Linked DNA regions of Homo sapiens: all the other regions are linked to region 1. A link is a loop called in an ENCODE intact Hi-C map of the cell type or tissue named here. Cell type or tissue: HCT116. All regions are shown on one strand. Region 1 has its middle 230 kb from the start of LINC01958. Region 2 has its middle 63 kb from the start of GALNT5. Region 3 has its middle 77 kb from the start of LINC01958. Region 4 overlaps LOC105373699 (a long non-coding RNA gene). Region 5 overlaps LINC01876 (long intergenic non-protein coding RNA 1876). Region 6 holds the start of TRA-CGC3-1 (tRNA-Ala (anticodon CGC) 3-1).

What was found. Hi-C counts contacts between places; a loop is a spot of excess contacts. Peaks named below come from ENCODE experiments on the same cell type or tissue, not always from the same donor. Only the 100,000 strongest peaks of a DNase experiment are listed, where the experiment ranks them.
Region 2: it touches region 1 in a loop (5-fold over the local background); 22 of 110 quality-filtered maps call a loop at or near these places.
Region 3: a loop joins it to region 1, with 4 times the contacts of the local background. A loop is called at or near these places in 19 of 110 quality-filtered maps.
Region 4: it touches region 1 in a loop (6-fold over the local background); 30 of 110 quality-filtered maps call a loop at or near these places.
Region 5: a loop joins it to region 1, with 8 times the contacts of the local background. A loop is called at or near these places in 3 of 110 quality-filtered maps.
Region 6: a loop joins it to region 1, with 7 times the contacts of the local background. A loop is called at or near these places in 4 of 110 quality-filtered maps.

What each region holds. Positions count from the first base shown.
Region 1 is chr2:156,890,595-156,895,594 of GRCh38, forward strand. No RefSeq gene overlaps it. Among named protein-coding and RNA genes, the nearest start is that of LINC01958, 230 kb to the left of the region's middle. In HCT116, a CTCF peak has its summit at 2,100 (motif pointing left); DNase peaks (open chromatin) are centred at 2,087 and 2,487; H3K4me3 peaks cover 2,603 bases; H3K27ac peaks cover 844 bases.
Region 2 is chr2:157,192,192-157,197,191 of GRCh38, forward strand. No RefSeq gene overlaps it. Among named protein-coding and RNA genes, the nearest start is that of GALNT5, 63 kb to the right of the region's middle. In HCT116, a CTCF peak has its summit at 2,095 (motif pointing left); a DNase peak (open chromatin) is centred at 2,110.
Region 3 is chr2:156,586,858-156,591,857 of GRCh38, forward strand. No RefSeq gene overlaps it. Among named protein-coding and RNA genes, the nearest start is that of LINC01958, 77 kb to the right of the region's middle. In HCT116, CTCF peaks have their summits at 2,944 (motif pointing left) and 3,144; a DNase peak (open chromatin) is centred at 2,924.
Region 4 is chr2:155,375,051-155,380,050 of GRCh38, forward strand. The region is part of intron 1 of LOC105373699 (a long non-coding RNA gene); the gene reads left to right. Among named protein-coding and RNA genes, the nearest start is that of KCNJ3, 680 kb to the left of the region's middle. In HCT116, a CTCF peak has its summit at 2,292 (motif pointing right); a DNase peak (open chromatin) is centred at 2,321.
Region 5 is chr2:156,063,543-156,068,542 of GRCh38, forward strand. The region is part of intron 1 of LINC01876 (long intergenic non-protein coding RNA 1876); the gene reads right to left. Among named protein-coding and RNA genes, the nearest start is that of LINC01876, 190 kb to the right of the region's middle. In HCT116, a CTCF peak has its summit at 2,563 (motif pointing right); no DNase peak of the experiment used is centred here.
Region 6 is chr2:156,398,289-156,403,288 of GRCh38, forward strand. It overlaps TRA-CGC3-1 (tRNA-Ala (anticodon CGC) 3-1), which reads left to right and starts at 2,481; the gene lies at 2,481-2,552. TRG-GCC2-2 (tRNA-Gly (anticodon GCC) 2-2) reads right to left here and starts at 2,929; the gene lies at 2,859-2,929. It also overlaps a transcript of GPD2 not described here. RefSeq lists enhancers at 1,659-1,728, 2,159-2,328 and silencers at 2,849-2,958, 2,999-3,048. In HCT116, no CTCF peak of the experiment used is centred here; DNase peaks (open chromatin) are centred at 1,693, 2,193 and 2,543; H3K4me3 peaks cover 1,592 bases; H3K27ac peaks cover 1,964 bases.

The DNA of each region.
Region 1 (5,000 bases):
AAAAGGTACCAACGACTCATTTCGTGCTCCTTAACATTGTGGACTGCCTTACTGGAGGGTTTTCCCTTGTTCTCACATTACACACATGCACATACACGCACACACACACAAACTAGATGCTCAGTTACTATTTATAGACTATCATCTGCCAGGGTCTTTGAAATTTCTGTTTTGCATTAAAGACAAAGAATTCCTCTTTCTGACTGCTCATTGAGGGTTTCCTGATACAAGAACATAATTAACTCTTTGCTGGCCTAACTAATTTCTGCATTTTAAAAAGTAGCCAGATATGACAAAAGTGGAGCACTCAATCCACAGGGTGGCCATTAACTGCACTCCGTTACTGTATGTTCTCAATTCAGACCACAATTACTGTCAGGGAATTGCACTGGAAGCTCCTTCTTGTACGCAAACAGGAATACTATTCATTAAAGAGCACTTTCAATAAAATACAATCTATATTTTTTAATGAATATTTGAGAAAGAAAATACAATCTTGGGTTCAGAAACCTGCAATATGGTTATTATTCTTTTAATAACATAGACTTTCTCATGTACATATACTGACAGATGTAGAAGAAGGAAGCAGAAATGAGATGGCGGGCTTTAACTCAGAAAAAATGAAAAAGACGAGCCACAGTAAACTAAGTCAATGTTAAATAAGGATTTCCTCAACCACCTACAGCAGACACAGCTTTCTATGGGTTTTATTGATGTCCCTGGGACAGTAGATTCCACTTAAATCTTTCAAGCCCAGTTAAATATGAGAACATGAGGCACTTCAGAGACTGAAAGAACCAAGAAGCCCATCAAAGACTATCTCCTGCTCTAAGGATTTGCCACTCCACACCAAATTCTTTTCCCTGTTAATGTATTTTTAATTTTAGTGACTGTAGTTTTCATATTTTCAGACTGTTGGTTCTGATGAAACACCTAGTTGCAGTCCCTAGGAAATGCTTAATGCCCAAAATTGCCTACAATTATTTCCTTTTAATGAACTTTAAATATGAGTCAGTACTAAAAAAAAAAACAAAGACAGAAATAGCAGTGTGTGTGTGCATACACACATTTATAGGTACACACACATATGTATATACACATATATATACACACATATATTTGTAAAAAAAAATAGGCTAGTAGGCTTTTTAAATGCAAGAGTAGTTTGCTCTGATAGCACTCCTTTGGTAGTCCAGCTACATTGCCAGTTGCTTCAGAGAGCAAAAGAAACACTCCATAGACTGAGAGTGTTTCTTCTTTGACAAAAAAAAAATGCCAAGAATTCTGCTACTCAAACAAACCTTCCATTGAAAATCTAAATTGCGCTTTCCAGAAAACAACTGGATTACAATTCTTTAAGGAATGAAAAATAGGTGGAAATAACCTATTAAAGTACAATAAGCTGCCAAGGGGGAAAATGCAACATCTTAAAGAAAAGGCAGATCACTAATTTAGAGTCTCCTAAAGAAAACTCTTACATAAAGTCCTGAATTCACATTGGGTTATATCATTTAAAATCATATCATGCAGCATTCATTCCCTGACTCTCCACAAAAGAAATTGAATGCCAGTTATCAAGATTATTATCAATATCCTGGTATTAGTTTTGAAGCATGTTTTAACTAATAAGATGATGAATAACTGTGAAGTAAATTCCCCCAAAATGAACACTGTGTTTCCTCCCTTGTGTTTTTAGTTTGGTTACCTAGGAGAACCAGAGTTCGATAATACACTGATTGAATACTTGAGAATAGGGACATAGTAAAAATATCTTTCAATATTTCCTAAAGCAGGTTGTTTCTCCTCTTGCCTATCATTGGCAAATGGAAAAGGATTTAGAATTTCAGAGACAGCACTTTGCTCATGTGTGCCAGTCATGCATGGAGTGAAATGTGTTAACCTTTAAACAATTTGGGAGTGGATGCAGTTAATAGGTAAGACAGATAGTTATAAAGTCCTGATTAACTACAGAGCGCATAGACATGTGGAAACTTGTATATGGGTGAAAGGGAAGAGACAGCAAAGATTATTTACCGTTCTAGAGAACAGGTCCTGGGGAACAGAATGAGGAAATTCTGAACAGCAACATTGCCCTCTTTTGGTAAAACAGTGTACAATGTGTTTACCTCACTTGCAGGTGAAAGCATTTCTTCAGGACACAGACATTTTCCACATCAAGAAAAATGGCACAAACTAAAACAAACCGCAGAGAGGGAAAGAGTTCACCTATATACCTGTAAGGTGGACGGAATTTGCATACAGAGTAAAGACACTTGAAGTGACAGGCTAACAAAGAAGCTTTTAGACTCAGTCTTTCTGGGGTCCAGTTTCAGTGACTGCTGGATTATTTAACCCTTGTATTTATCCTTGACTGCTTCAAGCCGTCTGCGTTGTAATCAGAATCATGTAGCACTCGGAATGTGAACAAATAAAACAGGAGCTAGTTCTTTTTGAGTCCCCAGTGCTTAAATACGCAGGCAGTCTGCAGTCTGAGCGGAAGTCACTGAATAAAGAGCCGTATCCCGCAGAAAAGACGTCCCCAGCAGTTTGTGCTTTGTGGCTCTAATGAAGCCTGCGATGATTTAGGACAGTGAAGGAAAGGGGCTTGATTGCATCAAAAAAGAAAAAGAAAACTGTCAGGACGAGACACAATGTTAAACTAATTACTTTTATTCATGCTGTAGGTGCCAACGGCACTCTTTAAATAATACTAATTTCAGGCTTGTCTCCATCTCTAATTTCCTCTCTGTTTTCCAAGTTAGAGTCCTTCTCTCGCTGGATCCGTGTTACGGGATTTTTCTACGTGATACTTCTGGAACTTAGGAGTGTCTAGTGCAAATGCAGATTCATTGAACCAGTTTAGAAGATTATTTATTATATTTTTCTCTTCCTGACTAGGAAATTAATCACCATTCCTGCTAGTCACCTTTGCTAGCTTACGGGCTAAACATATTTGAAGGAAGTTATCAGTTCCCTTTAATGATCACAGTCCTTTCAGGGACGAGGACAAAGCAAGTTCATCTTCTTTTCCTCAATAGTTTGAGAAAAATTCTACTTCATGAAAGGAAGGTAGCATTATGGTCCATTCTTTAGCATTTAATTTATTCTCCCTAAATAAAATACTAGTAAAGAGCAACGAGTTTCTGCAAGTGAAAATATAACTGTAAAATAAATAATTACAGTCCTGGAGTAGGAAAGGTAACTCAGATTTGTATTTGTAAACTGATTTTTCTTCTTCTTTTCATTCTGTGATTTGGAATACCTGGATCATTATGTATATGCTATCATTATTTTCAGAGTAGGGTTTGACAGGACTTAAGAGTTTAATGTTTAGGTCACATTTTCTTCAGAGTATTCATTTGCCAAAACAATGCTGGAATCACTTACTATACCAGGACATTGAATTACATAAAAATTCTGAAAAACTCTTTTGAGATCTTTTGCAATCAATTTAGAAAACCTTAAGTCGGTTAATGCTATCAGTGCTAAAAGTTTACAAACTGCGTTCATATAAATCATCTTATTTTATCTTTACCCAGTAAGGTACTTAAAGATCTATTATTGCCTTCACTTAGCAGATAAGGAATTTGGAGATCAGAGAGTTAACTAAGAGCACACAGAATGTTGATGGTGGGGTTGGACTCAAATCCAGAGTTCTAAATTTAATTTTTGTGCTCTTTTACTTTTCCTCATATGTGAGCTTGTATAACTTATTTCTCTACCTGCCTAAAGGCAAAGCTAATAGAAATCTAGCCCCTTAAAGCCTCCAAATAGCATGCAGAACTTGAAACTAAAATGTATAAAAACATTTTAAAAATGAAACTGAAGTTGGGCCTTCCTATTCACTCCTGTTTAGACAGATTTAGAACTCCAACATTATCTTAATGGAAGCACATTTTTATAGGAAACCACATTCCATGAGGTGAAAACAAAGTTTTTACTTTCTCAATTCCATCTACAGTATCAGTATGCTTCGAAGCAACAAATAAATCTATCCATTAACATCCTTATTCTGTCACTATCAAATGGATGTCTCTCCCACATCCAGTGGCACCTCTCTAAGTTGTAGCTATCAGCCTTTGCAGGATTTGTACCTGAAGAAAAGGAAGCTAATCTTCCAATGGCAGGATTCGAGGGGCACACAGGTGGCAAAAGCAATTCTATAGGTCTGCCACCAAACACAAACAGCACTACAGGTAAGCCTTCCTAGACCGTATTGTTCAGTTAGACCGTATTTTCACTGAATTCCCCTTTGAACCTAAGGAATTTGCTTACTATTACCTGTAGAAGAAAATGTCCTTGTGCAAATTTCTCCTGGCCAAAATATGCAAGACTTTATTATAGTAAGAAAGAGCCAGTTCCCTATAGCCATCTATGTCTTTCTGCATGAATGTGTTCATTGACCTTTGAGGCCAGCAACATAATTGGGGAGTGGGGGGAAAAGAATATTATTTCTTCTAGGATAAAATAAGAAAAAAAATCAGTAAGTTTGCTGCTTTTTACATCTGGAAAGAGAAAGAAACAAATTTTTCCTGTCTCTGTGAGTGCTGACATCCACATACACTATAGATTTAAAGTAACTTGTGGGCTGTTTCATTTTCACATAGGAAATATAATTCAAGTAAGATTCAAGTGACATTTTCCAGCGTGATGCTCAAGTTATAAATAATAATGGTTCCCAGCATTTTTTTTTCTGGATCAAAATGAATCCAAAATGATTCACATAGGTATTGCTACTGTAATTTAATCCGTTGGTCAAATAGGAGTGCTTATGCTCGTGGCAAAAATCTTGGAAAATTATTTGTTAGCATTTTTTCTTTCTTTGTACATTTGGATCCTGGATACGAGAGGTATTAGGATATCATTAAAGGTTACTGTCACAGGTTTCTTTCAAGAAATTGCACAATGTCTCATTAGTGTATTCTGTAAAAATTTTCTAGTTTCTTATGTGTGCTTTAATTTCCTGATTTTTGAAATGTCCTCAGACATTTTGTAAGTGG
Region 2 (5,000 bases), 300 kb after region 1:
CCCACTGGAGTCTCATAAAGCTTAAATATGTAGGTTTAGGTGGTACAGTCCTCAGAATCACTCTCTCACCCTCATAGCAAAATGCCTCTTACGATTATGAGGAGGAGTGCAGTACACTTTCCCATAAAAATATATCATGATATCCATCAAACGTATTGTACAGCATGATAGATATTCCCTTCTAAATTTTGACAGGACAATGAGCATGGCAGACTTGGCAAAGTCGCATGAATTGTTTTTACCTCAGAAATGTGTGCCAAGTAGTCCCGAGCAAGTAGGCATGAAGGCATCCCTCTCATTGCCATGTAGCCCTAAGGAGTTTATGCACTGCAGGCATTGCTAACCAAGATAGATGCAGATCACATCAAAGTTTCCTTTCGTAACTCCACTGTAAATCACCCCATTGTCATAAATGCTTCAGTCCTAGTCCCAGATTACGTAGGAGGGCTGTAACTGTTAAATTCTTATCTTTGAGAGTAATGACACTCAAGATGGCGGCAATCATACCAAGGTAACTTAATCCTTAGGTCAGGCATTATGGCTGTGTGTTCTCCTCTTCCATTTTTAGATTATCAAGGATTCCATGGTACTACACAGAAACCACATGAGTAGATACAATTTTAATATACAGTGTAGTAAAACCTGACTCAACTTTCCACCCTTGGGAACAGAATAATCAGTTCCTTAGTAGAGGCGGTCTTTAACAAAAGGTCAAATAAAATTGTTCTGGAGACCTTGGGAAGCTTTAAGTAGTTGCTTTCGACAGGGAGCTACTTATAGAAGGTGAGTCCGTTGTGAAGGTGTCACCTTGCCTCCATGGAAATCAGATAACCCCATATCCACCCCCTCTGCCTTCTGCTTCACTTCCCTCCAACCCACATCCCCATTCATACACAAAGGCAAAAAGTTATAAATGTTGTGAAAACTTTAGTTTCAGAATATACAATAATGATTCTACTTGAATGAAAAAAAAGACTATGCTTCATATAGACAGCATTCATTCTTATGCACTGTCACTGAGAGACTCAGCAAAAGGCTGGTCAGTTGCAACAAGAAACTTCTATGTGGTCTGAGGTTGAAATTTCAAGTTAGATGAAAGCACAGATGTTATTTGTGGGTAAAAACTCTGAATTGTTTCATAACGGTAGCTAGTTTCCTGAAAGCTTTTTGAAAAATGTTGGGATACAGTATCTCCAAAAACCCTACAAGGCAGGTAAATAATGATTTTTTTTCAAATATAATTTGCTCCTAGCTTACATTTTGAAAGGCAAGATATAGTGAAACTGTAAGATTTTTGATCCTCAGGAAATGCTTTTAAGTCAATACAGTCTGAAAACAAGTTAGGGAATTAAAAAAATAAATAAATAAGCTCTCCACTAGTTTTAATGACAGAGGCTTTGGCAAAAAGAAAGAAAAAAAAAAGCCAGCACAGAAAGGCCCCTATTGATGGAACAACAGTTGGATGATCAAGAGATGGTATACAAAGAATGCCTTCTTTGGCTAAGAGGTTGAATGAAAGATACATACAGACTCTTCAACTCCCAAAACTTAAGATTCCATGAAATCTCAATATGGCACAAGCCAAGCAGTCTTTTTAGAATAAAGAGCAAAAGAATAAAACAATGGCATACATGCAAAAGGAAATAAGTAATCTTAGAAATGAAGCACAGCTTTTCTATTTTTAGAGGACTCTTTACCTTCTCCTCACATTTGGACCCAACTGCCTTAAGAGAATTTGCTGTGACTAGCATTTCACAAGCTCCAGTTTTGGTGCCATAATAAATATGATAATATGTCAGAGACTATACAGTGATATACAGATGTTTGTTACTTGGAGGAATTTTCCTCAGTTATGGATAGAAATAACACTGACAGCCACAACCCAGCCTAAAAACATATCAAATTGTCTCTTAGATTAAAAAATTTCTCTTCATTGTCACCTTCATATTAACATTTCTACTCAAGAGTGTAGTGGGAGTGTTTTTTGGAAATGGTAAGCTCTTTGAACTCTAATGATTCTTCTAAAATTAAAGTCTTTTGTCAACCATTTTAGACATTACTTTCTCAATGGATATACAGAGTGCAAAAGCACCATCTTGTGGCATAAACGAGAAAGTACTTTGGCGCAAGCCCTTCTGAGGCACATTTTTTCACACATACTTTTTATGAAATGTTTGTCAAGATTAATTCTAAGCACTTGGTATATTTCTCTAAAACAGATGGCCAAATGACTTAAGACAATTTAGCATTGAATATATTTTTAATACATTTGTATACAGATCTGATTCCAAACAAAAATCCCAGTACATAATAACTATATGAGATTCCTTAATCAAATTTGAAATAAAAATAGAATTTAGTTTTAATAAATGGAAAATTTAGTCTTTGTGTTTTATTAGTGAAACATTGCCTGTTGATCATTTTAAATTGAAATGTCAGTTATTTGCCCAGTAAGAAGTAGCAATTTTTCTCACAGAATTAATACAGATAAAGTTTTTAAGAAATTACTATTTGTATATGAGGTAAGAATTATTTAAGTATCAACAGATAGGCTTACAGAATTTTTAAAAAAAGAAATATGTTATATATAACCATAGGATTTTTTTCTCTGTTTGACAGTACTGAATATCATCTGTCTTCTTAAATATCACAATTTCATTACTATCTTATTATTGCTCCCACTTTAGCGATGGGATAACTAAAGTACAAAAAGGCCAAGTAACTTGCCCAAGTTCACCGAGCTAGGAAAAAGAAGAGCAGAATTTGAAGAAAAACTCCAGGTCCTCCTCTATTTTTCTAGTGGTTTCCAAACCCCAGTCCACAGGCATAGCTGGACTGACTGCACTGGGATTGCAAGGAATGCATTTCAAATGCCAGGGGATTCTGATTTAGTAGATAGGTTATGACATCCAATAATCGGTATTTTTTAAAAAACTTCCTGTGATTCTAGTAAAGAAAACTAGCCTATGTAAGCTAAAGAAAATGGGCACGATAATTACAGACATATAAAACTGAACATCAGTAAATTATCTTCATTTTACCTTTCAGCCTTAGATTATCTCAATTTACAACCTCACTTCAAAATCTACTACAAAACACACCTACTCTGAAAACTTTTCCTTATAAATCAAACTCTACTCTTTAATTATTTCTTCACTACACACACACATACTTAAAAGTCACATTAACAATAACCATTCATGTAGCAGAAATTGTGTTGGATGCCCTAGGTGTTTTATCATGTTGAAACAGTAACAAATACACAGTACCCTTTATATAGCCAACTGAGTTCACAGAATGCTTTCATTGAATTTCGTCCATGACTTGTATCTATAGCCAACCCATAGTCACAACTGAGAAGCAAGTATAATTTTAACACAAATGGAAGTTGATGTTTTATTAAGGTTAATGAGTAAAATGAAAGTGAAAAAAAGAAGACACATGGTGGGCTTCATTCATTAATCAATGAATGAGTGATTATTTTGCTGAATCACATCATTATTTTCAAATAGTAGAAAAATATTTTCTCAATTTTTGTATTATTTCACAGTGTAAATTACGAACACAATACACCTTTAGATTTCATCTGCAATATTAATGTTTATCATCACATTCTTATATATAAAAATCAACAACAGTATAAATTAAGCCCAATTTATACTGTTTGCCAATTGGTATGCAGTGTATTATTATTATTTTCAACCTTTAGATATCATTGATGTAAATAATCTCAAAAGCATAGGTTGTAGTAGAATCTAGCAAAACACTTAGAAAATGAGTTTTGAGCATATGTTTCCTTTGGTTTTAACATAATTTACTTACTCAAAAGTTTATACAATTTAATTTTTAGTAATGATAATTTTTAATAATTGGATTCCCAAATTCCTTAAAATTTAAAAATTTGCTGTTGTGGCCGGGCGCGGTGACTCACGCCTGTAATCCCAGCACTTTGTGAGGCCAAGGCGGGCGGATCACGAGGTCAGGAGATCGAGACCATTCTGGCTAACACGGTGAAACCCCCTCTCTACTAAAAAAAAAAATACAAAAAATTAGCCGGGCGCGGTGGCGGGCGCCTGTAGTCCCAGCTACTCGGGAGGCTGAGGCAGGAGAATGGTGTGAACCCGGGAGGCGGAGCTTGCAGTGAGCCAAGATAGCGCCACTGCAGTCCGGCCTGGGCAAAAGAGCGAGACTCCGTCTCAAAAAACAAACAAACAAACAAACAAATTTGCTATTGTAAGCCAGTGGGAGTAGGCTCCAACATACCTCTGATCATTCATATGTTACAGGTAAGGAAACTGAATAATCCAAGTAGTTGATTTTCCTTAAGTCTTATAGAAAATAAAAAGCAGATCATGATTCAAATCCAGTTCTCTTCAATTCCAGTTGATACTCGTGCCCAGTTGCTATACTACCTGCCTCCCCAGTTCGCTTCTGCTATATTAATGTGTTCTTACTTACATCTTGAGTTAAAATATTTGTGAACATATTTATGTGTGAAGTTTCATTCTTCTTGGTAACCTGAATTTTGGGTCCTGTTTCCTCTAAAATCCCTCATAATATCTGACTTATTTTTAAGCATAAGTAAATTCTCAAAATTTTGTTACATGACAAAAGGAAATTAAAAAGTTAAAGGACTTATCTTGCCACTGGAGGCTTAGTGTGGACAACAGAGAGTTAAAAACTCCTAGAGAACCAAGAATCATAGAAGGCTCATACACTTTTGTAAATTTTACCTCCAGGAGCCCTACCAGGTCCTCACAGTAAATATTTAAGAAAAGTCCCCTGACGCTTCCAACAGGGAAAGGAGAAAACAAACCATTTTGAAATAAACGAGAATATTCTGTTCTTAACAAGGCCTGCCATCAGAAGAAACTATTCTACCAGAGTCTAACTACAGGGGGTTTATTGGCGCCTAACCTACCTGGAGGAAGGGAAATAGCCAACTCCAAGCAACTCTAGCCATTCTGTTACACCAAAGGGGCCGGGGTGGGAGGGGTGGG
Region 3 (5,000 bases), 300 kb before region 1:
CTTGGAACAATAAACTGTTTGTTCAGTGCCTGGAAAAAAATACATGGCAGCTTAAAACATTTTTTGTTGATCTAGCTTATCAAATCTGTTAGTGCTTTAAAATTTTTTAATATCTAATTTATCAAAATATTGCTCCCAATTGTATAAAATTTATGGTCATCAAAAAAATATGATACTAGCATCAATATTTTACTATCTTTATCAACACTGTACTGTCCCTGGTATCAGATTTCACCTGATGACATTTGACTTATGAAGGAAGGAAACAACAAAAGTTTTAAATTGATCTGGCACCCTCATAGTGAAACAAATTCTGTATAGGAGACAGAGATGATGAGCTTTTTGTGCATGTGTTTTGTATTTTAGGTCTCTAATTAGCTGCCTAACTTGTGAAATACAGGCACAGAACATGATGTATTGAGCCTTGACGATACCAGAGGTAGTCCTGTGGGTCCTGAGCTCTTTGCAAAAAGTAATAGATATCTTTATATTTTGTTAAATACCTGGTCCAGAATAATAAGACTCATGTGATCTAAGCAAAATACTACTTTAGCAGAATTATCAGGACCATCTTTGTTCTCCACATTTGGCATTTGAATTGCATTGCTCAGCATACCCTACCGTGGGTTCCCTGTTAATTGTATTCACATTGGAGTTGCTTCAATCTAGGGAGGTTAAGGTTTGTATGCTGTAGTCATAGGTAATATATCATCTTTCAGTAGAGGAGGTGGGAGGATTGAGTTTCATAGTACCTACCTTGATTATTAGTGCATGGCCCAGACTACAACTAGTTCCACCAGCTTCTGAGCCATTCATGCCCATGGTCTGTGCCTACAGCAGACATCCCTGCTCTCCTTTTCCAAGTACAGTGACTCCTGTAGAGCCTAGGATCAGTTTTTTCATTTGCTGCTGCTAGCTTTCCTTCATTGTACCAAGCAGTTGGGAGGTGTGAAATACATATATATGTATATGCTTTGGCCCTGGTGCCTATAAAATAATAGTTTTGGTTAAGGACAATCTTGAATTGGAGGCAAATCTTTCATAACCACAGAATTTCTTTATTTGTTTTAGTCTTATACTATAAAACTAGATCTAAATTTATTATTTAAATCCAATTTAGGCATATCTGATTTTGCTTTAAAAGCTATCTTATTGTTTGTCTAAGTGATCTAAACGTAATGACCTCAATCAACATATCACTATTCTTTAACCTGACCTTAATGCCCTCTTAAACAGAGGCTTCCCTCTCTGCTACCTCCTGCCTCCAAAGATTCAAAGTAAATAGTCACGTCTTCCCTTTTAATTTCTTGCTTAGATTTTTCTCACCTTTGCTTCAATATCATTTTTTGTTTTTCATCTCCATCATTAATTGATTTACAGTTCATTTTTCTGCATACAGAGTTTTTCCTATCCAAGTTGAGAAGCTGTAAATCTTAGATCCATTGAAATGACAGTGAGAAATATTTCATTTTATCCCATGAATCATTTGCCATCCTTATTGCAGACAAATGGCAAAATTATGGTGTACCATGTTTTCATAAATTACTCTGCCGCCCCCCCACCCCCATTCCCAGTTCATTTCATTATCTGTTTGGAAAGACTATAAGAGTCAGAACCCAGACACTTGCGGTAAACAATTCTGATTTTACAGCAGGCTAATCAAAATTTCATAACATTAAAATTAATTCCTCTGGTACTGTGAAGAATTTAATTCATGTACAAAATATATCATCTATTTTATAAGTCAAAAATAGCTTGATATTAAAGTACATTCTGTGATTTGCTAGTATAGCAAAGGGGAAGAGTGCCAAATTCTTTAAATAATGTATATAATTTTCATAGGATTTCATATGTCAAAGTAGTCATTTATGGCCTGAAAAGTATGTGCTTCGCACTATGTGTTTGAACACTATTAAAAAATCATGGCTTCTTCCAAAAAGGACAAATCTTAGGTTTTCATTTCACATGTGACCTAGAATGAAATAACTTATATGGGGACCACCCTGAACCCCCATTAGGAATACCCCCAAAAGTAAAAACCTGAAAATATTTCTAAAGCTAAATATTTTTAAAAAGCAATAAATGAAATCAGTTTTTATAATGTTATAATGTTACTAAAGAGATTTGGCTATTTTCCTTAATCTCTGTTTTATTGTCAGATCTTTTAAGAAACCATCATCTATTTTATTGTTGGATCTTTTAAGAAACTGTGGTCACTTATTTATACAGTTGAAAAAGTCAAGTTTATCCTGATAAATATAGTTGTCATAGTGAGCTGCTAAACTGTTTTCAAAATGGGCCATTTTTTAAATGGAGCTTATCCAGCTTGATCCATGCTTGAAGCAGCACTGAACCATTAAATAAAAACCTGGGACAAAATGCCTTTGAAAAGGGTTAATTAGCTTTAATATTGACTTATTCCATATAGGACGGTAATAGACTAGAACATTTATTTCTGTTTTGGATCATTAAAAACTGGCATTAGTTCTTCAACAATTTGTTTCTAATAAATAAAAATTGGACCAATTAGAGTAGTTTTAGTATAAGCCACAGTTCATGATACACTTCTTATGAACACAAACACGTGATCACTATTTCCCAATTCATCGTAATTCCATCAGAAACATTGTCTGCAAAATACAAGATCATTAAGCTCCAGAAAGGAGCATTTCTATTTTAACCCTAAAAACAGGTGGAGTGTGGAAGGAGTTAATGTATGGCCTGAAAACTCCCTAAAGCTAAATTGGCATATGCTGTCCTTGGTGTCATTTTTCTCTAACAGTAGGATGCGTTCCCATCTTCTTCATTACTTAGTTTTCTCCATTCATTGGCTTTACACTTGTAAAATATTAGTACATCGAAAAAGTTTACCTCAGGAAAAGTGCTTGTCAATCTGCGGGGGAAACGTCCCTTGCTGTGCTTAGTTTTTGTTCTTATGCTGCCCTCTAATGGATACCAAATTATTTCATTAAACCCAGAACAAAAGTAAATTTTCAGCTTCTCAGGGCTCCTGCATCATCCCATTACTGTTGGAAATTGTTATCTGACCATTTTCCCCTTTGCATACATGTTGGTGTAGCACAGCTCGTACTAATTGTGCGGAGTCACCCTGGCCAAAGTTGCATTCCTGTTCTGGGAAGTAGAGGGACAGCGATGCCAATTTGTGCACTGTCGAACTTTCCTTTTTTCTCTGCCAGCAATTGGAAAGAATTGATGTTCTGGGGGACTTAAAAATGAGGAATAAAAACAGTGTAAGTGCTGTATTAAGACGATATGCTGTATGTTTTATCAGCCACTGGCACCTAGTTCAAAAGACAAAAAAATTAGCAGCAGTGGTTTGGGAATAGGCCTGTGCATGAGGTGGATATCAAATCCATACATGAAGAATATCAGCACTTTTCACATGCTGCTTTCTGACACCCATTGCTAGAGCTGAAAACTATCTCTATTGTCCAGTTTGATTGCTTGAATCAAACTGATTTACAGCAAATCCATCTGAGCTTTGATAAATCTATTACAGTTTCATTTCACTGATTTCATTAACGTGAATAAAACCAGCCATGCTTTCTGCATAACTGCCTTTTAATGGCTTGGCCCTGTCACCTGCCTGAATATTAATCCCCCTGACTTATTGCTCCACAGAGGGAATGAGTAATGGGTATTTGAATGTGATCAGCACAGTACAATGCAATTAAGGAAGCAGTACTGTTCTGTGCCTTTAATCCTGAACTAATTTGAATTGCAGTTTGATAGCACAGTGAATCCTGCATAATTATGTAGGGTGCATATTAAACTCTGTGACAAACTGGAGAAGCTTTTAACCATCACAGCTATGGTAGACAAGTGAAGGCTAGAGTCAGAGAACCCACTATTGGACTGAGAGTACAATTAATAGAAAACCTTCAGCAGGGAAAGCTTGGGAGAGCAACACATCTTGGAACAAAAATACGAAGTGTTGATTTGTTTCAAATAGATTTTAAATTGCAAGCATTTGGACTTTAAGAGTTTCCTTTGATTCACAAGGTAGCAAGGGAAAAACTGTTTCTAAACAAAACTTTGTATTGTCTTGGTGCTTTCAGCAGTTAGAAAAACAGTAGCTGTAATACTTCACAGCACCTTAACTTCCTAGCTATCCAGTTATTTGATACTCTGCAGTTCTGCAAATGGTGCATTGATGATAGAATATTTACTGTTTATATACAGATCCTTTTTAGTCTATATGAATCCTAGGAATAAGAAAGCAAATATTCTATATACTTTGGATCTTTTGTGAATATATTGGTAATTGATTTGCATGATTGCTTAATTTTTTCTTCTTTTTAATCCAAAATATGTCAACTCCTGACTGTTGCAGAAAATGAAGGGTCAAAAATAAAGACAGTCTCCTCTCTATCCTGTGGTCTTTCTTGCTACTGTTAGTTTGACACACCTGAGTAGAAATAAGAAAATGAGATGTATTAACTTTTGTCCTGGGTTGGTCCTGCAGTGGGAAATAATCACAGAAGGTCAGAAATGAATAATTTGCTGCTATTAGGGCATTTAAGGTAAACAATCAATATCATACTTTTAATGCACATTATTATCCAAGTAAAAATGATATTTTGATTCTATTTAACTATTTTTATATAGCATTCTAATGTCACTTTACCACAGTAGCCACAGCGTGATACTTAAGTGCTTTGTGGATGGCATAGAAGATAATAAATAAGCAGATTGCTTTTACTTAAATAGTAGGAGGCAGGACAATTACATTCAGGGAAAACATGTACTGGAAAAATCCTGTAACTGTTTTTACTATAATCCATTCACTACTTATTTAAACTTTGGAATTTATTTTTGTCACCTACTTATTTATTAGTGATACAAGTGATGGTATATGAACGTACTGAAGCTTTAAGAGATTTGGATACATGGAGACATTGTATGTTAGAAGAAAATACCTAGCACTATATATCTCCCTACCACCGAAAAAGGGAGGGGGGATTTTTTTGCAATACAGT
Region 4 (5,000 bases), 1.5 Mb before region 1:
TTATGGATTTACAGCTGTTATTGTAGCTCAGGCCAAAAAACATAACAAAGTAAGAAAATTCATAAAACCAGATAATTTATCAATAAAATTATATATTTTGTTCGAAATCATATAAGAATAACAAATATAGAAAGAAAGCAACGAAAGAAAAGGAGGAGAGAGAGCACAAGCAAGAGAGAGCATGTGCAGAAAGAAAAATACAAAGTGTAAAAAGTTGGAGGAAGAATTTAAAACATAAAATGTGTCTTGATTTTAATTAATTATTTAATGAATATTTTCTTTAACAATATACAATTTAGTTTATAAATGTTTTCAACGAAAATATTTATTGTGAAATCCAACAGGTATGCTCCTAACATTGTTATTGGACCACACGCATATCTGTTTTTATTGTATTTGGTCTTTGTCTTTTAACTGGGAATGGGAGCTGTAATTTCCCAAGTTTTGCTCTCAAGTCACATTATCAGGCAGAGATTATACCTGCCTTATTTATGTTTTCGTGTTGTTTGGTTTGTTACTAAAAAAAATTCCTATAACCGAGTACAGATTTATATATATATGACAAATAATTTGGACTTGCACTCACCTATTCTTCACTAATAATCCTGAATTAGAATATGCAACTACTAAAAATAAGTAGGTAAATAATCACAATATACTAAAAGTAACTTCATTTTATAATAGTTAAACTGAAGAAAAATCTGCTATTTATTTTAATATTGTTACTATGGTGGATAAGATGAAAGATACATAAGGAAACTTACAGAACAAAAAATAAGTGAATAACAAATGACCCTTAGCTCTTTTAAGAAGATATAATGCTGACTTTTTAATTTATTTATCAGAAAGGGAGTCTTAGTATCTGTTTATTACTATTAAAATCAGGATATTTTAATTTTTCTACATATAAACTAAAAATATATGTAGGTTTCCATGGCATCAGGTAGCACCTTTCCTGTTCGAAAAAGCTTATATATTAGACAATTGAGAAAATTTTGTAATATCATCTGAAATTTTAGGGATTGGAATATAAAATTTGTTTTCTGCATGAAACATTAAAAAAGAAAGGTACCATGTCATTACACATTATTGAGTGAGGGGAAAGTGGGTGATGCAACATCTTTATACCATAACATTTTTTTTTCAATTTTGGGGGTCATATGTCTACATAAAACACTTTAGAATATAGCTGATATAAAAATTGATGTGAAGCAATATTTCGAATGTTATACATTTTTATCCTGCACTGGGATATCTTCCCTTACTCTGTTCCCTGCCTATAGATGATATGCCTAAAGTGTTAAGGATAATCTATCAAACAACACATTTTGTTAAACATCTGCTGAAGAAGAGTTCAAAGTCTTGGAGTGCAGCCACAAAGACCAGAAGTAGAACAAAGTCAACTCTTCCTGTTGCTCCACTCTTTTAAAAATTTTATTTATCAGCTACTTAACGGGCCCAGAAGTTTGTAGGTGGAAAATATATTAGAGATTACTTTGTCAGATCCACACATTTTTTTTTCCCAGAGGAAACTGAAGCCGAAGAACCTGTCTCTTAAATTTAAGCTTATATAATTAACTAATAGTAAAGATAATCCTAAAATCTATTTCCACTGATTTTAGTTCTTATTCTTTTTTTATTTCAGTTCTTATTTTTAAATCACTTTTGCCCAAATTTCAGGCAAGCAATTACAATTAAAATGTGTATTCCTATAAATTTATATTTCTCTCAATAAAGGTATAAGTTGTTTTCAAGTTTTAACAGGATGATGTGATAAGTAGTCATTGCCATGGAGAAACATGAATTATGATCTTGAAGAACTTTGACCTCCATGTTTTAGAAGAGCTGGTTTTATGCTGGAAGCAAAAAGTGGAGATGGGTAAAAGAAAAGAAATAACTAATGATCATTTTGTTAGCTAAAGTTTTACAAATACTGTTTTCGAAAAGCAAAGGTTAAATAAAAGATATGCTTTCAGTACAATTGATTGTAAAGATCTATTGAATGAGAAAATATCAGAGATGCTATAAACTCAGGTCACAGACTGATGGAAAATCATAGGATGTTTTACTATTGAACATGAACTTCCCACATAAAAATAAGGCTGCATAAAAAGGCAAAAAAGGGAGGGAGTTCATTTTGTCCTTTGTGTTATCTTGTATGGATAATTTATCTAACACTAAAACAGACATTGGGAGTGCTCTATTATTTCATAGAATATTAAGTTAAAGTGCTATCTAATAGCCAAACACTTGCCTTCTAACCTTAACCAGGATTTCAGTTAAAAGATCAGTTTAGAATCTCATCACTAGATGGCATTGTTACACTTGAATACAATTTAAATAATACAATGACCAAATGAGCTAGTTAAATTAGTAGACAATTATCCCGGTTCTCCTCTTCCTTTTATGAGATGAAGCTGGTTACTTAGCCTGCAGGATAAATCCTATAGGATGCCCCACTCAGTCAGGGCTGCTTTTTCACAAGCTCTCTCTTCCCAGCTTTCACCTCAATCTGTCATACAGATTTGACACCGCATCGTTCCAACAGTACTCAGAAATGACATGTATATAATGTGGAATATTGTGCACATTTACAGCCGGGGCTCTTTCTCTTAAACATCGCTGGCTATATCTTGGCTTCTGGATTCTGCCTTGCTCAGTGTTCTTTACTTTTCACATATAAATGGATGCCTAACCCAAACTTTTATTATTACGATTATCTTAAAGCAAAACCAGAGGACAGCATACCTGATTTCTGTCATTTTTTCTGTTAGTATTTTCAAGCTTCCACTGAGCTTCCTGTAAGCTAATGAAGGCCATGGGACATACAGGGCAATGCTAACACATGATATTTTTATGATTCAGTTCCATGAATACTGCAAATGAAGTTAAGTGACATTCTATTGAAAGAGGTTCTTCTTTACTTCTTTATTTATTTCCTTAAGATCAACAAGACCAGTTCAATAAGCCTAGCAACCCATTTTCTTCCCCAGAATAGGCCTTAGCTTTGTTTTCTTATGTTATCATAATCTAGCACTTTTCCTGTTCTAAGTGAAAACCCACTGAAGAAGCAAAACCATTCCATTATGAGTGTTATCAAAAAGCAATACCATGCTGTTTTTAAATGAATACAAATCCAAAATGCATTGTAAAGTGTACCCAGCCCACACTTAGGTGACATCACCCACACATTCTGTGTGTGATTACTGTACATCGCATCTGCATATTTCACAAGAAGTACAATGCATTGTGGGTGGTGGTTTCTATTTACAAGAAGGGATGCTGGAAATACCCACATCACAAAGTGATATTTTTGTTTTATTAACATAATAGGGCACAGTTGTTTTGGCAGATTGCAATACAGCTGTAGTATATACTTTCTGACTAGGATTGCTACTTTATTCTTTTTCAAATGCCCTCCTCCATCCCCAAATCTGTACTTTCCCATGAATCTGAAAAATGAACTCTTTACATTCTTCTAACAGAAACCTTCTGAACACATACCTTCAATTCCTATGAAGAGAACATTGAAACCACAGGGCAGAGCGAGCAACAATATAAGCCACCTAATTAATTAATAGTTCACTATAAACAATGAACTACATGTAAATATTACAGTCCTTTTACATCCAAAGAACTAAGATTACACATGATAATTTTATTTGGCATTAATATGCACTAAGCAGAAGAATTTCTGCAGGAATTTATAATATAATGCAAACTTCTGTTAGACTGCTAACAGGCAAGAGGAAACTGGAAAAAAAAAGGGCTGGCTAAGTTAGCCTACAATCATCACTTACTTGAAGGAAAAGGCAGATCCTATTAGCTACAATTCTCAACACTCATAGTACTAAAATGTACAGTAATATAATTACATATATTTAACAGATTTTAGAGAACTTTCTTGACAAAGTACCCAGGGTCAAGATTTTTAAGCTCAAATTTGAATGTCTGTTTACCTTGTAAAATAATGTGTTATTAATTAATTCAGAAATTTGTTCATATATCATACAGGCTTACGAAGATGTTAAAAGCAAAATAGTTTTCTCCAGGCCAATATTTTCAAATAATTCTTGTTTTCAAATAATTCTTCCTGTTTACATTCTCATATTCCTTTTGATGCATTTGAAGATCACAAAGTAAAATGTTTCCTGATTCAGAATTTGGCTGTATGCAAATTTATATTTCCTGAGAGAGCACATGTAACTACTGAAACTGTGAATGAGAGAACCATTTTAATATTGTGTATTTGTATGGTTTTATAATTTATAATGTGGCTTAACGAATACTGATGTTGAAAATGAAACCCAGTTGTAATTCTACTAGCCAATGTTCTGATCAGCTCCTTAATTTAAATTTTACATGAAGCAAATTAAAGATTTTTAGTACAGTATTCCAAAGTCACTTTATATAAATGTTTTCTTAATATAATTTGTGATAAGTATTCATTTTCTTTGTAGAAAAAAAGGAAGCTTATTCTTTGAAGAAAAAAATATAAGCTACATAAAAACATTAGTCTGCTGAAGGATATTTCCATTGTTATTGTTCTCCCCTGAACATCCTAAAGAACTGCTATGAGTATGATTTAAGTTCCTACAGTGTAGATAATCTACAGTGTATTTCTCAAATGGTTATCTCCCGAGCTTCCTCATTAGTGCTCTTCCTCTCTCTCACAGGCGCACACACACACTTAGATGTGGACACTTACACTCACATACACTAGCTTTAGCTCTTTACTTCTCTATCAATTTTAAATTTATCCCTGAAGCTTGAAAGAGATATACATTGCATTGAACCTTGTAAATAGAGCTATCTATATCAGCACCCTTAGGGAAAATAGAGTGCCTTCACATGGCATAGAACTTTGTCTGAAAAAGTTTACATGTAATATAATTTTCTTTATTTTTTAATATAATGTTTAGTATGTATGTCTATCTAACTTGGCAAAACTATTTTGTCTATCACACTGACACGTTTTTAATCTTTTAAATATATTTTAA
Region 5 (5,000 bases), 830 kb before region 1:
GATGATGATTTGTACAGAGTATAATAATAAATGAAAACCTAATATCTGGTCATTGCTGCTGGTTTTCCAATGAGAAAGGCAAGATGAGCTTGCAACAGCCAATGTGAGCTACTGTATCAGTATGAACCACTCCTTTCCCCGTACCTGCTGGGATATGGCATGGCTTATGCGGTGTGAGAGGACCTAGAGGAAGTCTAGTTAGTCTGGTCAGAAGACAGAGATGTGATCATGCAATCTTGCAGGAAGCATTTGGAGGGAAAGCACAGCAAAGGGTTACTTTTCATAGAAAGCAAGATGGCTTTCAAATAGTCCCAGAAATGTTGGTAGCATTCTGGAATAAATAATTGTAGCCATAATAGAATGTCATTTTAGAAAATCATCATGTGAGTGAAAAACATGGAATGCTTATATATTCTTTCAAGAGTAGAGAACTTATTTGAGGAAACATCACCTTGGCTTGGCCATTAGACTTTCCAGTTTCTTCTGTGGCTGGTAATAATTAATCATTTTAACATAAATCAAGATCATTAAGAAATTCAGAAGTCATCTATTAAGATTTATGCCTTATATAATAGATGTGCTCCTTAGCTATTTCTTCAGCATCAACCATTTAAATCCAGTACTTTTAAATGTCCTAAAAGGAAAGTATTTATTTAAAGATTTCCTGTGATAAATGTTTGGTAAAGGAAGGATCCTTTGGTAACATGAATAATTCTTCCATATTTATAGTTTAGTCACTTTGAATTTTCATATACTGAATTATGCTTTCTTAAAGGGAATATATCCTGACTGGCAATGATTTTTATGTTACAAAGTGTATATCTTATACTTATTTCAATTTTCAGTGCAAAATGAATGCAAACATTATTCCAATCACCTTTTTACCATAAATATGCCAAAATATCTTAGCCAATGAAAAACTCTCCACTGCTAAATACATGTTTTCATGAAAAACAAATTAGATGCATTTTCCTAAGGAAAAGAATTTAAATGCATTCTTTGAATCATGCTCTACAATCTTTTTCCAAAGCAGCTTATGCTGTATCTTACAAAGTCAATGTTTACCAGTATATTTATATAATTTTCTTTCTTTTGTTTTCCCTCCATTTGGCAGAACACAGAGTACTATATAGGCATGTGTCTGAATATTTAGCCATGCTATGCCAGGAGTCCACACAATGCTTAGGACTGTTTAGTTTAACAAAGAATGTGTGGCTTTTGCATGTTCTGGCACGTATGAGTGTCTCCAAATCTCTGCTAATGGCAGAACATACTTGTCACTTGAAATTCACAAAAGTGCAATGAGTTTAAACAAACCACCACCAACCTTATACATACTTCTCTTTTAAAACTTGATGCAAAAAACTGATGAGTATTGGAAGCATAAAAAAGTACATCAAGACGTAGGGAAACAAACTCTAGGGCCACCTCTTTGTAGTTACCTTTTGAATTTGCCCACGTTCTGCTTCTAGCAAGGAGATAACATGAAGCTCAAAATATGATTTATAACCTTCATATAAATCATTTACAAATGCCGGAACAACCAAATATTTAGTAGTCAGCCAATCTGCCTATAGTTTATATCTAATTTGTGATCTTTGGGTTGGAATATTGTGCAGTTAAATTAGGTAAACATTACTTTAAAATTAGGGATTACTGGCTTTAAACATAATAAACTATTTTTCCTTACATAAAGGAGAGCTAATGGGAACCTAATTTTTTGTCTGTGGATTTTTATGGATAACAAGGAGAATTTATAATATCGAAGCAAGTGAAATGAACCATTCACTGGTGGAAGTAATGTTATAAATGCCAAACAAGCTATTTTACCTATACTGAGAAGAAGTTTGCTTTGTCATCTATCCCAGTGCTTCTCAAATTTTAATAAAATGTGTGGGATACTGTCAGAAATACAAATTCTGACTCAGTAGATATGGGTTGGTGGCCTGAGAACAAGTTCTCATGTGATAGTGTTGCTACATTCTACAGACTGTACCTTGAAAGCAAGAATATAGATGGTTTTTAAATTTTTAAGGATCTGTTCTGTATCCTCTCTTTATGATGAATCAGTTAGCTTTTCCTAACTTTATTTTTACCTAGTTTACTCAGTATTCTTTGCAGACTTGCAAGGATAGAGCATAAAGACTCGGTAGTAGTATGGAAATAACATAAAATATATTCCAAAGGCCTGTGTTCGAATTACAGTTCTTCTGTATCTAGATGTATAGCCTTTGCCTAGTTGCATCAACTGAGACATAATTTTCTCTTAAGTAATTTGAGAATATGTAGTTATCTAGTCAATGGAGATGTATAAAAACAAATGAGATTATACATGTGCAAACTTTAGATGAGCACTATAAATATTTTAGTTGTTGAAGTTACTATTATGTCACTGAGTTATTGGGCTACATTAATTATTATTCTGTGTTTTACACAGTGTTGTGATGTATCTTGTATTCTCCTGATCACCATTTGAACCTTCTATCTTTCTTTTGAGTATTATAACTCGCCAGTCTGGAGTTGCAAGGTCTCTAATGTATATTCAATGATTCCTCCCCCACCCACAGAGGGCGGTATTGTGAAGAGGGAAAAAAGAAGCATGAATTCTGAAAACATGCATGCGGAGGTTGAGAATCTGAAAATTTTGTTTCTTTAATGGTGTACATGACTGAGTACCTCCTGTAAATGCTTTATGTACCATCGGAGTACCCAAAGACTTCTGACCTGGATTACCTTTCTTCCTAAATTTATTTTTGCAGGTAATACCCACCCCACTTTCAAGACCCAAGTCCAAAAGTACACTTCCATGAAGTTTTCCTGATCCATGTTCCACCCACCCTTTCCACTACACAAACACACACAGCAGGATGTGACTTTCTGTCTTTTGAAAACTTATAGTAAGATTCTCTATGTAACATCCTTTTTTATAGGACTGGTCTATGATACAGACATGAATTTCATTTTTAAACTCCCCTTTAAATAGTTAACTACATATCTGCCTGCCTTAAAATTTGTGTCCCCTGAAATACTTAGCACATTGCTTTGTAAATGCTGGGTACTCATTTAATTATTAAATTGAACTATATTATAATTTCTTAGATTGGTTGTCTTTACATTTTTAATCATATACTCTCATTGATTGAAAATTTCAAGCTTCTATTCTCAACACATTTATTTATGTATAAATTTTACTTATACATATGCTTACTATATTATATGAATACAATATATGCATATAAAATATGCAAAAATTATAAGTTTAAGAGATATTTTGAAAGTTTTATTATGTAAAATAAAAAACAGAAATGCTAATTTTTCCCAAATCCACTCATCAAAGTTTAGAATTCTCTGTCTTATGAATATAATGAGATAATGACTTCTCTTCTACATTACTACATAACTAGTGTCTGAATAGTTCATTGAAATATTATTCTGTGTGCTTATTCTTCGATTTTACTACTGAGTTTAGAAAACAGAAAAAGGAAAAATAATTCTGAACCAGGAGCTCTTCCTGTTTTCTGTAAAATCTAAGTGCATTGAGAAGATGAAATTAGGTTCCATGGAGGAAGACAGGAGAGAGCAGGGGAGAGGAAAGGAGCAGGGAAAGGAGATGACAGGGAGAGAAAGAGAGAGTACATTGGTAGATCCCTGGTGTAGAAAGAGTGGGAAAGGCAGCTGGTCTCAGGATTACTAAAGAACTGAGTCCCATTCTCACTCTATCAGATAGATGAGTTAGCAGGCTGCGGAAAGGGTGACTGGATAGTGGAACCAGTGTTCCTAAACCTGGCAAAGTTCTTCCTAAAGCTCAGGTGACGTCAAAGCAGATAATTTTTGGAGTTCACGAGATCACCCAGGGTTGGACCTGGGTATATCAGTAGTCTGATAACAGTCTGCCAGTTCTGGACACTAAACAGTGCCCCCAGTTCCAAAGGCTTTGATAGGAAAAAGGAGCTCTAATAATGACTGAGATGAAATTTGATGCCAGCCAGGCTGGATGCAATTGCAAAATCAAAAGAAAGATGATTTAAAACAAGGATGTGATTATTCTTGCACGCCTGAGTATATGTACCCAGGTATTTATACCTGCCACATGTTCTATCTTGAATCTACTACTTCTTTGCATAGCTGTTTTGATATCTCTTTTGATGGTGCTTTTTGATTCTCTCATTTCTAATTGGTAACATTTAGAATAGTTCCTCGTATGTATTATGTTCTCAGTCAATATGTTTAAGAGATGAGTTCATTTATTAGAAACTGTTATTCATCTTATAAATTATAGGTGTTTATATCTGATTTTGTTTTTATAATTAAACTCTTACTTAATTCAGCAAATCACAATTACCAAACACCCAAAATCAAAGGTGTTGAAATTAAGAAGTGGCAACATTCCTAGCAAAAGTTAATTAGATGAAAATTTTAACATCAAAAATTAAAAATGATGGTGAAGGCCAACTCATGGTGACCATGAGTCGCAGGTGCTATCACACAAAGGCTAAATGCCAAGTGGTGAAAGTAATTACTATGTAGGTGATTACCAAGGAAATAGAATTCTTTTTCATTATTACAAGGTAAGCTTTTTTTTCTCGCTAGAGAGGTTTTGATATCCTATCCATGCTACCAAATGTCTTTGCCAATAAGACTAACTGTATTTTTCAGTTTATCACTATGTAAAATTGTCTTTCTAGGTGAGATTATCACTAAAAATAAAAAAACCCTACATTTTAATAAGAAGTGAGGATAGCTACACTATACTTTGAAAATATTTAAAATAAGTTGATTATTGAATAATTATCTTCTATGTGAAGTTTTGCTCATTCACACAAGTACCTCCAATCTAACTCAGTAATTAAATCTTTCACCACAACTTGGATCTGAATCTACTCATTGCGTGCTCTCAATGTATTGTATAATATGTCAGTTTGCTCCAGAGTACTTCACACAATTACATCTTCCCATCTAGAATCTGGTTCTTTTGCTTCAGGGGACAATAGGTTCTACTG
Region 6 (5,000 bases), 490 kb before region 1:
AAAGAGGTTTGATTGGCTCACAGTTATGCAGGCTGTACAGGAAGTATGATGCTGGCATCTGCTCAGCTTCTGGGGATGGGCCTCAGGAAACCAACGTTCATGATGAAAGGCAAAGCAGGAGCAGGCACTTCACATGGTCAGAGCAGCAACAAGAGAGTGGGGGGGAAGGTGCCACACACTTTTAAACAGATCTCACAAGAACTCATTCACTATCGCAGAAGATAGTACCAAGAGGATGGTACTAAACCATTCATGAGAAAGCACCCTGTGACCCAATCACCTCCCACAAGACCCCATTCCAACACTGGGGATTACAACTGGACATGAGATTTGGGTGAGGACACAGATCCAAACCATATCATTTGGTCATCCTCTTTACATATTTGAGCAGAGCTGGATCCAACAAGCTTTCCTGAAAAGGCCCCCAATCCAAAAGTGCACCTGCTGCTTCACCTCTCCCATCAGCCATAGTGGCTGAAAAAACCCACTAAGTGAGAGCCTTTTTGATTAAGGTATGCCAGTAAAGCAATTTCACATCCCCTGTTGGCTTTAGAGCTCTAAATCAACTTTACGTCCTCTGTTGGTTTTAGAGATCAGCCTCATTTGCTTTATCAGATGCACCTACATAGCCTGAACTCTTGAAATGGGAGTGGACATTTAAAAGGGATCTTCTCTGGGCTCTGAAATTTCCGAATTGCCTGAGAAAAAAAGCCCCCAAAATGGAAGGCCTCAGGTGATGGAGAAATAACCATAACATGAGGAAGAGGATCCCCAAAAAGATGACAAAGTTGAAGACGCCAGAGGCCATATTTCCCTCATAATGAACTGAATAGTATAGTTTAAATATGCATTGGGTAGAGAAATGACTGTGTCCCCATTTCCTGATTCAGAATCAATTGAAGATGCTCATGTTCTAGTGCCTGAGGGTGGAATGCAGAGGGTGATTTGGAAATGTTCAGGCTTGGTAGAGCAGAACTCTTCAATGACTGTCCTCTTGGACATTGCGTATTATATTTGAATTAGATCAGCCTGTGTCCTGTTCTAGTTTAAACCAAAATTCAATTATGAGCCATTATTTGTTTAAATTACTGTAAGCAAACACAATGGTTTATTTATTTTTAATTCAGAAGTTGATTGTGAAACTTGTGGTTTGCTCAGAATGATTTTGAAATCTCTGTTTTCTGCTCTGGCTCTCGGCTTGCTGACCAAATGGTCATTTATCGGGAGTGCTCTGCAACTGAAGGAGTGGAAATTCTAGGCCCTCACGGTGCTACCTGTTGGGGCCAGCCTTACAGGTCAGCTGGAAGTGACGGTGACCCAGCTACCTCGACACCAGATCTCTACCCTGCTCCCATCGGAGTGTCTGAGGCTTCCACCACTCAGCTTTCACCAGGCTGGGGTGGTATCAGCTTAAACTACACCTGAAAAAGTCAAACACACCTCATCTGACTATACTGCAAGTCAGCACATCGATTTACCTAGCACTCAGCCAACTGGAGAGGCAATTTCAGAGGGAACAGGACTCAGGGTAGGTCTTTTAATTTGGAGCTTGGGTACCATTAGTGGTTAGAGAGGGTTCAGAAGGCATCAAAGGAGATGTTCAATGACTTACACTACGATCACCACTTACCAATCCGTTAAGACTGGCCCAGGGTGTGAATATCAAAAGGAGAAAAAAAAAATCTACCTGGAGCAAGTCCCCTGCCCCGATCTTATCATAGTTTATATATGACTAAGCTACAGGGAGGGTGGTGGTGTCATATTCTTTCTTTCAGTTTGAGCCTCATGAAAATGAAGAGCAAGCTGCAAATCATTTTTATCTGCAAGGGGTTATCTGGCTGTAACCCTTACATAAGCAAGGTATGGGGATTTGGTGTGAACACGTGGTTTTCCTGAGATGTGCATTTATTTTCGGGGGTGAAGAGTGTTCAGGTAAATCCATAACATTTTCGTGTGCAAAGAGAAGGTCTCCACCTTTCTGCTCCATGAACCAGTCTCCATGAGCACCCGAGGCGACGCTCGCGGCGCGGCCCGAGCGCTGGGCCCGGGCTCGAGGTTTGGACCGGGGTTCTACCCGGCAGCAAAGCCAGAGGCCGGACACACCACGGCCTCCTGGATCTGCGCTGCCTGCGCAATAAGCCTGGGGAGGTGCCAGCTCCGGCAGGCATTGGGCACCCGGGAGTCCCGCCGCTGTGGCCGCGCAGGGCACCGGATCCCTCCAGGATCCCAGGCTCCCGACGTCCAGCAGAAGTGCTCTGGAGTGAGGCTTCATTGGTCCCAGGTGAGCGTTTCGTTGCCAGCTCGTTGCGCGAGGTCTGAATGCACAGTGGAAACAACTTAGGGTGGGTATGGGAAAAGAAGAAACATATTTCAGAAGCACTCGCCAATATAAATTTTTAAAAATAAAGATCTTAATACAGTAATTTGACTAGAGCTAGCAGACTGAATGAGTATGGACACCAGAAATATGCTTTCGGCTGGGGGATGTAGCTCAGTGGTAGAGCGCGCGCTTCGCATGTGTGAGGTCCCGGGTTCAATCCCCGGCATCTCCAAATCAGCCGACGTTTGCTTTTTATTTTTTCTCCTTTCCTGTTGTATCTTAGAACACTTACCCCATTACTTGTACATACATTTTGCTCACATCTAGGCCGCCCAAAAACAATATAAAAGGAGGGCTGAAAAAAATCAGCGAAGCTCAGGGAAACCACCTTCTTGACTGCTCGAAGTAAAAGTGAAATAGGGAATTGGCTTTCATTAATACTTCTTTATTTGCATGAGTCCAGTGTTTAAAGGCCCTGTTATTGAACTTTGAGGCTCCTGTGTATGATACCCACAGAAAAAAACTAGAAGTCAAAACTTGCATTGGCCGGGAATCGAACCCGGGCCTCCCGCGTGGCAGGCGAGAATTCTACCACTGAACCACCAATGCTTATAGCAAATGTGCTTTTCTATTGCTTACTAGAAGACACTTACACCCTGGTAATTCTCTAAACAATCACGTATTTGTGTATTCAAAAACAGAGAAAGCAATTAAATTTTTAATCACATAGTTATAAAAAATTAGAAAAACATTAACATTTACAAAAATTTTCATTATACTACTTTAGAACTTTATGAGATTCTTCTGAAACTCTCTTTGGTGAAGGAGGCAAATGAAGATTTTGTCATGTATGCACAGGATTACACAATCACCTAGCCTATCTTCAGACACTTAGATAATTTATAACAACTCTCCCTCCAACCCCCTGCCATTTTTTTCTTTTATTATTTTACCTATTCAGACAAATACATAATGGAGATTTGTTAGAAATTGGGAACAGAGGCAAAGAAACAGGGAACAGAAATTTGAACACTGACCCAAATTTATGATTTGGAAATTGGTAAATTGGAACTATGTGATTTGCATAGGGAACTTGAAATATTGATGATTCAAGCCAAGTGACCTGAATTCTCTAAGCTGCCCCTTCCTTCATTTAAGACCCCTTTTAACTCTAATAGTATGAGTCTGATCCTTCACCCTTAGTTTCCAAGGAAAGTGAAATTGTGAATGATACAACAAAAGATATAGGAGGGGAAAAAAATAAAGTGAAGGAAATGGATTTATGGAAATGATTCTAAATACGAGATAAAAGGCTGTGGATATAGGCAACATTGGCTTTTTATCTCTGGGAGGGAAATACCTAATAATTTCCAGATTCTTTGGTCAAGAATAATTTGGGGAAAAGTTATGAGAAAATAACAGCTAACACATAGTAACTGTGTACCAGGCTATGTTAAGTACACTACACATGGACTTCAACCCCGTGAGTTAGGAAGCTGAGGCTCGTAGAGGCAAGATTGGAACACACAATATTATGTTCAGTGTTGGAGTGCTTAGCACTGCCCGTTCAGCCTACAACAGAATAGGTCACTGTGTATTGAAACTCAAATGCTGCATGTAGTTTAGGACATTATATATTAAGAATAATCGAATGGTGTTAGAGAAAGATCATAAAAGGCTACTGAAATAAGGTAATGACTTCTCCATTAAGATTCATCTTTAAGGACTTCTTAGTGTGTGGGTAAAGAGCAAAATCTGAAGACAAATACAGAATTATAAAGACATAAAAGATATGAAGGGATTAGGGAATTAGGGAATCAGACTACAATCCTAAATAACCTGTGGAAGAACAAGGTCAACTCATTTTACTTCTTCTAACTTTAGTTTATTCTTTAAAATGAAAGAAATGGGGGAGAAATGGGGTTTTAAAATCCCATTCTGAAGTGATGTACCTTTCCAGAGGTGCTTCAGGGCCATTGGCTGGTAAGGCCTCACTTTCATGGTGGGGACTACAGGTGTGCACCACCATGCATGGCTAATTTTATTTATTTATTTATTTGTTTGTTTCTTTATTTATTTATTGGAGAGAAGAGAGAGGTGTCTCGCTATGTTAGCCAGGCTGGCTTCAAAGTCTTGAGCTCAAGCAATCCTCCCTGCTCTGTCTCCCAAAGTGTTGGGATTACAGGGGTGAGCCACTGTGCCTGGCCCCTGAGATTCTTAAATATTGTTTTTAATTTTGAATCCTAACTTCAGAAATCTAAAGAATCTTAGATTATTTAGTTCAGGGCTTCTCAAAGTTTTTATTTTGAACGTGTAACCTAACAAACAAAGGCAAATAAATAGGGAGTTTAAAAATGAGCTGGTGGAACTGAGGGAGCAGGGCAATAAAAATGAGGCCTCACCAGCCAATGGTGATGCTCAAGTGGAAGGCCTGAGGTCAAAGCTGCAGAGAGCCAAGATCGTGCCACTGCACTCCAGCCTGGGCGACAAAGTGAGCCCCTGTCTCAAAAAAAAAAAAAAAAAAAATCTCAGAACACAAGGAAAAAAGTCTTATGTAAAACATTACTAGTGGCCTACCTAAAGGCCTTTTTATTTATTTATTTTTTCTTGCTAAAAGTCCATTCTAGTTTACCTAGCCCAAGGAACAAATGTGGTGCCCTAAGCCAATTATCTCATTTTT